Regions from separate parts of the Homo sapiens genome. Here region 1 is linked to region 2. The links are chromatin contacts, found by Hi-C in ENCODE. All regions are on one chromosome and are shown on one strand. Each heading gives the region's core, a stretch centred on a gene start or an enhancer-like site at or near the end of the contact. The rest is flanking DNA. Distances are from core to core; before and after follow the strand shown. Region 1 overlaps SHISA9 (shisa family member 9). Region 2 overlaps SHISA9 (shisa family member 9).

Region 1 (4,820 bases), core at 554-3,053, 140 kb before region 2:
GGAGCATGCCTGTAGTCCCAGCTACTCAGGAGGCTGAGGCGGGAGAATTGCTTGAACCCGGGAGGCGGAGGCTGCAGTGAGCTGAGAGCGTGCCATTGCACTCTAGCCTGGGAGACAGAGCCAGACTCTATCCCCACGCCCTCCCCACCAAAAAAAATGTTCTTCAGTGTGAAGTGTACACTGGAAACAGAAAACAAATAAATGAATGAGCTGAAACTGTATTCATTAAATCAGCACGCAAAAAAGTAAGTTTTGGAAGCTATATTCAAAATGTAGAACGTGCAAAACAATATAGTAAACTGTTTAGGGACCATGTCACAGATCTAAAAGATATGCAGGGAAAAAATAATCACTACATTCAGAATGGCGAATACCTTGAGAAAAATGAGATGGGGAGAGGCACACAGGGGCTTCATGGATAGCCCTAATTTTTTTATTTCTTGAACTGAACTGTGAATAAATGGGCTTTATTATGTTATCCTTTATTTCCCTTTATGTATTTAAATATTAAATAATAATAGTAAAAAGAATAATAGATACTATCCTTATTTTTAAGGAATATATATATTTTTTCAATGACAGATTTAGGGGGTACAAGTGCTGATTTGTTACATGGATGTATTGTGTAGTGGTAAAGTATGGGCTGGAAAAACTGGATTGCCATATGCAGAAGAATGAAAGTGGACCCCTATCTCTCACTAGGGGTATATATACATATATATATATATATACATATATGTGTATATATATATATATACATATATATATACATATATGTATATATATATATACATATATATATATACACATATATGTATATATATATACACACATATATATATACATATATGTGTGTGTATATATATATATATATATATATATATATTTTTTTTTTTTTTTTTTTTTTTTTTTTTTTGAGACCAAGTCTCACTCTGTTGCCCAGGCTGGACTGCAATGGTGCAATCTCAGCTCACTGCAACCTCTGCCTCCCAGGTTCAAATGATTCTCCTGCCTCAGCCTCCCAAGTAGCTGGAACTATAGGCACACACCACCACACCGGCTATTTTTGTTGTTGTTGTTGTTGTATTTTTAGTACAGACGGGGTTTCACCGTGTTGGCCAGGCTGGTCTCAAACTCCTGACCTCAGGTGATCTGCCCACCTCAGCCTCCCAGAGTGCTGGGATTACAGGTGTGAGCCACCGCGCCTGGCCGGGGCATATGTTTTAAAGTGGGTTCAGAAGAATGTAAGCCCATGAGGCAGGGATTTTTATCTATTTCATTCACTTACTGTATTTGTCTGCAGTGCCTCGAACAGTGTCTGATACATGGGAGGCACTCGCAAAGTATTTGTTGAATGAATGAATGAAACAGCACGTGGACAGTTAGAGATTGACTGAAGAATACACTTTGGTAGTGCTGAGGGAATTTGGACAGGAGAAGAACCAGGAAATCTCGAAAGACACCCACCTGGGATCCTGGCAGGAAGCTAGGCATTGCTAAGTCTCTCTTTTAGCTGTCTGCACAGGTACTAATTTTCCAGCCTAAACTTCAAGACTAAAACTTCGGGGCAAATATTTAAAAGGTGACACCTGCTGCCCTTATCCCCCCTCCAAATCAGGACTCTGTGTAGCTAAGGCTGTTGAGGACTTCTCAGCTTGCCTGTTTCCTAGGGCTGTCTAGTAAATCCTGAAGCCTTTGCCAGTAGCCAGGAAGCTGAGATCACCTCGGAGCACAGATGGGGAAGGAGGTTATGGGGGAGACAGAGACTGTGCCCAGCTGGGTTGGAGAGGCAGGCAGAAACCCTCTTGTCTCTTGGCTGGCTGCCCAGTCTTGAATGGGAGAGAGGTCTTCCCACGAAGGATGAGTCAGCCACTGAAGCTTGGGAGAGGATGGGGTGGGGAACTGTGACCTAATTTGCTGCATAACTGGGGAGGCAAGCCTCCTCCCTGTGCTCTGGGGATGCTGTTTTTTAAACACTTTATAAATCTCCCTACTCACCCCATGCTGTTGTGTGGATCATCTCTCTTTAGGAGCAGGGGCTGTAGGAACGACATATCGTACCAGATTAATTTTATGACTGCCATTATTATGAATGCCATCATCATTGTTGTAGGGGTGGATCTTTGGTGCAATTCATCAAAGCAGCCAAAGTAAGGAAAATCCTGCAGAAATAAGGAAAGCTAATATAATAAAGACCTTCTTAGCTCCTTTCCAGATCAGTGTTTAGCTCAATTTTAGTGGTACCCAGGTTTATTCCTTTTAGCTTTCTCTTTAGAGAACTGTCCTATAGATTCCGGTCTGTCTTTGCATTGTAGTCTAATTAGTCCACAAAAATTTCTCTTGCATGCTTAATCTATGCCAGACACAATTCTAGACATTGGGGATATGGTTATAAGTAAATTAGGCAAAATCTCTGCTCTCTTGGAGTTTGTGTGTGTGTGTGTGTGTGTGTGTGTGTGTGTGTGTGTGTTGAGAGGGGCAAGTGGAGGAAAAATGTAAATAAAAATAAATAATGATAAATAAAGGTAAATAAAAATAAATTATGATCATTTCCAATGGTTGTAAGCACTCACATTTAAAGGGTAGTGTCATATATTAGCAAGAGTGATCAGGGAAGGCTCTCTGGAAAGAATATTTTAATTAAAAACAGAAAGATAAGAGGAAACAGAAGAGCAGAATGAAAGAGTATTCCAGCCAAGAAGCACCACAGGTGCAGAGGTCCCAAGGTAGAAACAAAGTCTGGCAAGTCCTAAAACCAAATGAGTGGCCACTGTGGGTTGGGTCATCTTCCTCACCCACACCTCCGTATATCACTAAGTGAGCAAGGATGAGAGTGATATATAATGAGGTGAGGGATGTTGGAAGGATGAATCATACAGAATCTTTTAGACTCCAGCAAGGAGTTTAGACTTTCTTCTAAGTCAGCACTGTCCAAATCAACTTCTCATGAAGGTGGAAATACTCCGTGTCTGTTCTATTCAATATAGCAGGCACTAATCTTATGTGACTGTTGGACCATTGACATGCGGGTAATGCAACTGAGAAACTGAATTCTTAATTTTATTTAATTTTAACTAATTCAGAGTTAAATTTGAATAATTGCATGTAGCTATCGGCTACCATATTGGATAATGCAATTATAAGTGACCCAGGAAATAGTGAGGGTGTTGGTGCAGTGGATGGTAAGATTGGGTAATGCTTTTTTAAAGAATGGATTTTGTGGCTGGGTGCAGTGGTTCACTCCTGTAATCTCAGCATTTTGGGAGGCCGAGGTGGGAGGATCACTTGAGGTCATGAGTTCAAGACCAGCCTGGCCAACATGGTGAAACCCTGTAGCTACTAAAAATGCAAAAATTAGCCAGGCGTGGTGGTGGGTGCCTGTAATCCCAGCTACTTGGGAGGCTGAGGCAGGAGAATCGCTTGAACCTGGGAGGCGGAGGTTGCAGTGAGCTGAGATTGTGCCGCTGTACTCCAGCCTGGGCAACAGAGCAAGATTCCATTTCACCCCTCCGCTCCCCCCACACAAAAAATAATAGATTTTGTTAGCAAGAATAAAAGCAGGGACTCATGAAGGATCCTATTCACTTTCCCTGAGGAGCCTGGCAGCTGAATCCCATATTCACAGAAAGTTTTCCTTTTGCCCTTCTTTTCCTTTTCAAATGCTAACAGGTTTCCTGGAATGATATGGGATCAGGAGGGCCCTCTGGACTGAACTGATTCTTCAGGGAAATAGAAAGTCAAGAAACATGTGCCTGTTGTTTCGCTGGAGAGTTCAATTCTAGTGCTGCTTGGGAAGTGATTCTTAACTTCCATAAAGATATAGGCTACAGACTACGCTAGTTAATTCCATTTGGGCAGTCACTGGATGAGTGAAACATTTCGACTTCAGAGCAGAGATTTGGCAGACAACTGGGAGGCATCAGACTAATTCATCCCATCACTCTCCTTCCTCCTGCAGACAAAAATGAACTTAATAAAATCTGCAGATGCTAGTGATAGTTGCTTTTTTTTAGTGCCTATGAGCTAAGCAACTTGTGTATATGTAACACATTGAACTTTTCCAACCACTCTACCTACTAGTGAATGATTCTTAAGAAATTTTAAACTATAAATATTTACATTAAGACTCCTAGAGGTGGGGATAGTAGCACTGATTTGGGCACAGTGGAAAGAGCACTGAATTGGGACTTCAGAAGGCTATGTTCTGGTCTAAGTTTTGCCACTAATTGTCTGTATAGCCTCGAAAAAGGCTCTTCTCTTGTGTGGATATTATCTGGAGGGGATTAGTAACGTATTCTTCAAGCACCCTTCTGGATTTTGTTGCCTGTGGCATAAAAGTATGCTTGCTTTCCTTATTATGCATAAGTGGCATCAAAGTATTATTGGAAGTGAGGCCCAGAGTGGGCTGAAGACACAAGTCAAGGGTCTCCAGCACTGCCTGCCAGGATTCTTTGGTGGTAAGCCAAAGAGACCAATTAGAAAGTGGAAGGCCTAGGAAGAAAAGGGACCAGGGAGTTCCAAGGTCCCTAGAGAACGGCAATGAAGTCCTATCTAGCGTCCGTCCTTGTATTCACTGCTCATGACTCAAATTATGGGGAGAAAGCGTATATCTGGACAAGCTTGGGCCACTCCTTGGCCAGGAGAGGGCAGGACATCTTTATTGATAATTTCTCTAAAATTTTATCCAATGGAAGAGAGGTAGTTCCCTAAAGGAAAATTGACATGTTCTTACCCAAAGAAGGAGGCATGGAAACCAGGCGGGCAAAAATGACCAAGACTCCCTAAAAACACAGACTATAGTTTCTAAAAATTAAGAATAT
Region 2 (4,765 bases), core at 1,404-3,903:
ACATAGTAAGTCCTATAATGCTCAGTCAGTTTGATTTATTTTTAAAGGGAGTGTTATGGACATTGTAGAGGGCACATTCTCATAAGACAATGAGTATGTAATATGTTAGGTGGTGATCAGAGCTGAGAAATAAGAAATTTTGGTAGGAGGACAGGGAGTGGAGGGTAAGGTGTTGTTAAGTAGGATATCCAAAGAGAGCCCCCCTCCGGCCCCACCCTGCTTTTTTGAGACAGTCTTGCTTTGTCACCCAAGCTGGAGTGCAGTGTCCTGACCACGCCTCACTGAAGTCTTGACCTCCAGGACTCAAGTGATCCTCCTACCTCACCTTTTCGAGTAGCTGAGACTGCAGGTGTGTGCCACCACACTTGGCTAATTGTTTTGTTTTTTTGTAGAGATAGGATCTTGTTATGTTACTCAGCCTGGTCTCAAATTCCTAAGCTCAAGCAATCCTCCTGCCTTGGCTTCCTGAGTCGCTGGGACTGCAGGCAGGCACCATCATGCCCGGCTAATTTTTTGAAGTTTTTGGAGTCTTGGGGTCTTGCTAAGTTTCTCAGGCTGATCTTAAACTCCTGGGTCAGGTGATCCTCCCACTTTGGACTCCCAAAGCACTGGGATTACAAGCCTAAACCACTGTGCCTGGCCCAAAGAGAGCATCTTTGATTAGAAAACCAACCGTTACCTCAAGACACATGAGACTGCATGCTTACTAATTTCTGGGAAAATATTTATCATGTAATACTAGAGGGAAAAAAATCAGCGTATGAATTAGAAGCAGATTAGGATGGAGCAAGATTGCTTTTTACCATTGGGGGAAATATTGAATTTGATTTGATCTTTTTCATTTATTTATTTAAGAATTTTTAAAAGCCCACATCACAACCAATGGTAACACAAGAGAGTGTTGTGAGCCCCAAGTTGAGTACAGTATCCCTAGGTATGGTCAATTTCTCAATGTTTCTCCTAAAGTGTAGTGTCCTGAGCTAAAACCTTCCAGAGCGTGCTGAGCAGCATCATGTGAAAAGGGACAAATGGATTGTTTTCTCCAGGGGTGTGACAGGTATATGATGATTCAGGGTGGCTGCTTTGACCTGGCTCTCTCTAGACTCCAGAGCATTTTGGGATTCTGAAAATCAAAATTATTATCTTTTTGTGTGTGTGTGAATTACTGAGTGTTGCAGGCATCAGTCTTGACCTCTGGGGCTCAAGTGATCCTCCTACCTCATCCTCCTGAGTAGCCGAGACTACAGATATGTGCCATCATGCTTGGCTAATTGTTCTATTTTTTTGTAGGGATGGGTTTGCTGTGTTACCCAGGGTGACCTTGAACTCCTGGGCTCAAGCAATCCTCCCACCTTGGCTTCCTAAGTAGCTGGAACTGCGGGCAGGCATCACCATGCCCAGCTAAGATCCACTTGTGGTCTTCAAGGGTAGGCCCAACTTGGCTTATTACTCATTCACTCATTTCTCCTTACTCACCACCTGCTTGCATCTCTCCTCATGCTCAGGGATGGGCTGGTGGGTGAAAATCTTGCAAGGCACTTAATACACACATCACTCAGTTGTTCATAAAAGCTGAATGTTTAATGACTTAAAAACCCCCAACTTTATGATGGTATAATTGACATAACATCAAATTCACCCATTTTAAGTATACAATTCAATGATTTTTAGAAAATTTACTGACTTGTGCAACTATCATGAGCATCCAGTGTGAGGACATTTTTTGTCACCCCAATAAGATCCTTGTGCCTGTTCTCATCCCTAACCTCAGGTAACCACTAATTGATTTTCTAGCTCTAGAGATGTGTCTTTTCTGGACATTACATGTGAATGGAATTATACAGTATGTGATCTTCTATGTCTGGCTTCCTTTACTTAGCATGTTTTTGAGGTTCATCCCTGTCTTAGCAGGTATAAATTCTTCATTTTTTATTGCTGCATAATATTCCATCATATGGATAGACCACTCCATTCACACATTGGCGAACATTGGAGCTCTTTTTAATGCTGAGATATTATGAGTAATGCTGCTATGAATACTCACTTGTGAGCCTTTTGTGGACACATGTTTTCATTTCTTTTGAGTAGATACCTAGGAGTGGAATTGCTGGGTAATATATATTAAGATTATATTCAACTTTTCAAGAAAGGAATAGCTTGGTTTTTAAGCTGTGTCAAAGTGCTCTCCCCACCACATATAGAGGGTTGTGTTGAGCATCTCTCATAACCTGGAATGCCCTCCACACATGGCTGCAACTGAGATATTTGCAATGGAATGTTCAGGTCCTTCCATGCCCAGCCATTTGCTGGAGCATTTCCGCCTACTAGTCATTCTGCCAAGCCTCCCATTCCTGCCACAGCCAACCCCAAGGAAGGGGGAACACAAAGACGTCTGTGGCTGTCTGAACGTGGCTTTTTCTCCAGATGGGACAGATGCAGTGGCTGTAAAAGCAGCTGCGATGTTTCCGTGCTGAAAAGGGCTTTTCATGCAAGAGACGAAAAGAGGAATGTCATGCTGGAAAGGTGAACTTTGGGAGCTGGTATGAAAAGAATGTGATGTGTGCTCCCTGTTTCTCTGGGACAAATGAGTCATGTTTGAGAAATGGTCCCTTTTCAGCCTCAATGACTGCTTGCATCTATTTCAACATCCAAAAAAAGTACAGGGAGAGGAGAGCTGGAACTTGAGCAAGACTCAAAGGTTGCTGGAGACTCGGAAACAGTCATCTGATGGTGTGACAGGTCAGTGAGCCAATCAGCCAGCCAAAGAGCTGTGATGAAGGGAGAGTCTGTGATTGTAGAGTGACACATGGCCTCATTTATCCTGGAGAAAGCTGGGGAATTTGGTCTCAGACAGCTGGTACTGAATTGAGTCTTTGTATGTCCAAGAGACAAGATATTCATTTAAATTGAACAGATGCCAATGTTACTTGGGCTCCTTAGTGGTAACTGATCCTCCCCTCATGGGCCTGAAGGTATTAAAAAATATTTAGTACGTGGCTTCTAAGATTTAACTGTAGCCCTTAAGAAGTAAACTCAGACATACAAGAGATGTGAAACTGGCTAGCCATATGCAGAAAACTGAAACTGGACCCCTTCCTTACACCTTATACAAAAATTAACTCAAGATGGATTAAAGACTTAAATTTAAGACCGAAAGCCATAAAAACCCTAAGAGAAAACCTAGGCAATACCATTCAGGACATAGGCATGGGTAAAGACTTCATGACTAAAACACCAAAAGCAATGGCAACAAAAGCCAAAATTGACAAATGGGATCTAATTAAATTAAAGAGCTTCTGCACAGCAAAAGAAACTATCATCAGAGTGAACAGGCAACTTACAGAATGGGAGAAAATTTTTGCAATCTATCCATCTGACAAAGGGCTAGTATCCAGAATCTACAAAGAACTTAAACAAATTACAAAAAAAAAAAAAAACCCAAAAACAAAAAAACAGCTTCCCTTATTTCTTAAGGTGATCTCAGATGGCAGACTCCCTGAGTTCAAATCCTGATTGCAGAAGATCATTGAATAATTTATTTAAGTCCTCTGTGCCTTGGTTTTCTCATCTGTAAAGTCAGACTGAAAACACCTCCCTGTTTTGAGGATTAACTGAGATTATCTGTGTAAGACACTTAGCATATTGGTGGGCACATAGAAAGGCCAGAGTAAACATTAACTATCATTACTATTAGTTTGAAATTTATTTTTTATTATTAAGATAATTTTCTTTTTGGAGCTTCTATTTAACCAGGTGGATGAAATTCAAATCTTACCCTATTCCAGGTAACCTCAAGCAATTCAGTATTGAATATTAAGTATTCAATGCAGTATTGAATTGCCTCTCCCCAAAGATTTGGATTCTGTAAATGTGTGGCAGAATTGTGTTTAAAGGAGGGTAGGAGACTATGATTGTTCCTGGATAGGTGAGAGGCCATCTGGTCTTCAGTTATCATCTGTTGAGGCAGACATTCGTGGAAACCCATTTCATCTTGTATTTGCAGATGAGAAAACTGAGGCTCAGAGAGGTTAGGAAACTTGCCTAAAGACACACAGCTAGGTAGTAGACTCAAAACCAGGTCTGTCTGACTTTCGGGCCTTTGCTCTTTCCCATTTGTCTTCTAAAAATGACTCCAAAGGCCTTTCTATCTTATGCCCAGGTGGTCATACCACTCAGCAAAAGGGTAAGGATTTTTTTTTGTTTGTTTTTAAAGGAGATGGACTAGGTTGTTTCATGATTCGTCAGAAAAAGGCCTGAGGACTTGTGTCAGATGCCAAATAAAGCTTTAGTTCTTGATATGTTTAGAGAGCAATTTGGTGTTTTAGTTAATAAGAGAAATTCAATGCATATTTGTTGAATTGAAGCAGGGAGGAGAGAAGGGAAAAAATAAGAGAAAGAGGGAAGAAAGCAAGAAAAAAGGAAGAAAGATGGGAAGTGAAGAAGAAGGGAAAGAGGGAGGCAGGGAGGAAGGAAAAAAAAGGTTTTGATTTTCATTTGCCAGCCACACTGTTGGAGTATATTGGTTTTATGGAGCTTTACCAAGGTTTTATGCCTTGGAATCTCTCAAGGAACATTTTCCAAATATGCATTCTGGGACCCCACGCCACAGCTACTGAATCAACTGGAATCCCTGGGGTCAATTCTGAGCAAACAAACTCAGGCAATTTTATACAATACCTCTCATTGAGAAGCATGAGTTCGTGATTTTTTTTTTTAACAAAACAAATTAAAGACCAGTCAAGGGGTTCTTCTGGTTTGTGAGTGG

The links. A loop is a pair of places that touch in the nucleus more often than their neighbours do. Pooled maps may share reads with other maps.
Region 1: a map of PC-9 shows a loop between it and region 2 (9-fold over the local background). The contact joins two enhancer-like sites. A Hi-C loop is called at or near these places in 4 of 168 maps with a recorded cell type or tissue (PC-9, ascending aorta, mammary epithelial cell and 1 more) and 5 of 50 pooled maps.

The regions. Positions count from the first base shown.
Region 1 is chr16:12,969,613-12,974,432 of GRCh38, forward strand. The region is part of intron 2 of SHISA9 (shisa family member 9); the gene reads left to right. Among named protein-coding and RNA genes, the nearest start is that of SHISA9, 70 kb to the left of the region's middle. Within about 2 kb of position 1,804, at least 2 of the 41 ENCODE cell types and tissues checked have a DNase peak (open chromatin) inside an H3K27ac peak, as active enhancers do; they include PC-9 and mammary epithelial cell, where a contact is called at or near this core.
Region 2 is chr16:13,107,923-13,112,687 of GRCh38, forward strand. The region is part of intron 2 of SHISA9 (shisa family member 9); the gene reads left to right. Among named protein-coding and RNA genes, the nearest start is that of SHISA9, 210 kb to the left of the region's middle. Within about 2 kb of position 2,654, at least 7 of the 41 ENCODE cell types and tissues checked have a DNase peak (open chromatin) inside an H3K27ac peak, as active enhancers do; they include PC-9 and mammary epithelial cell, where a contact is called at or near this core.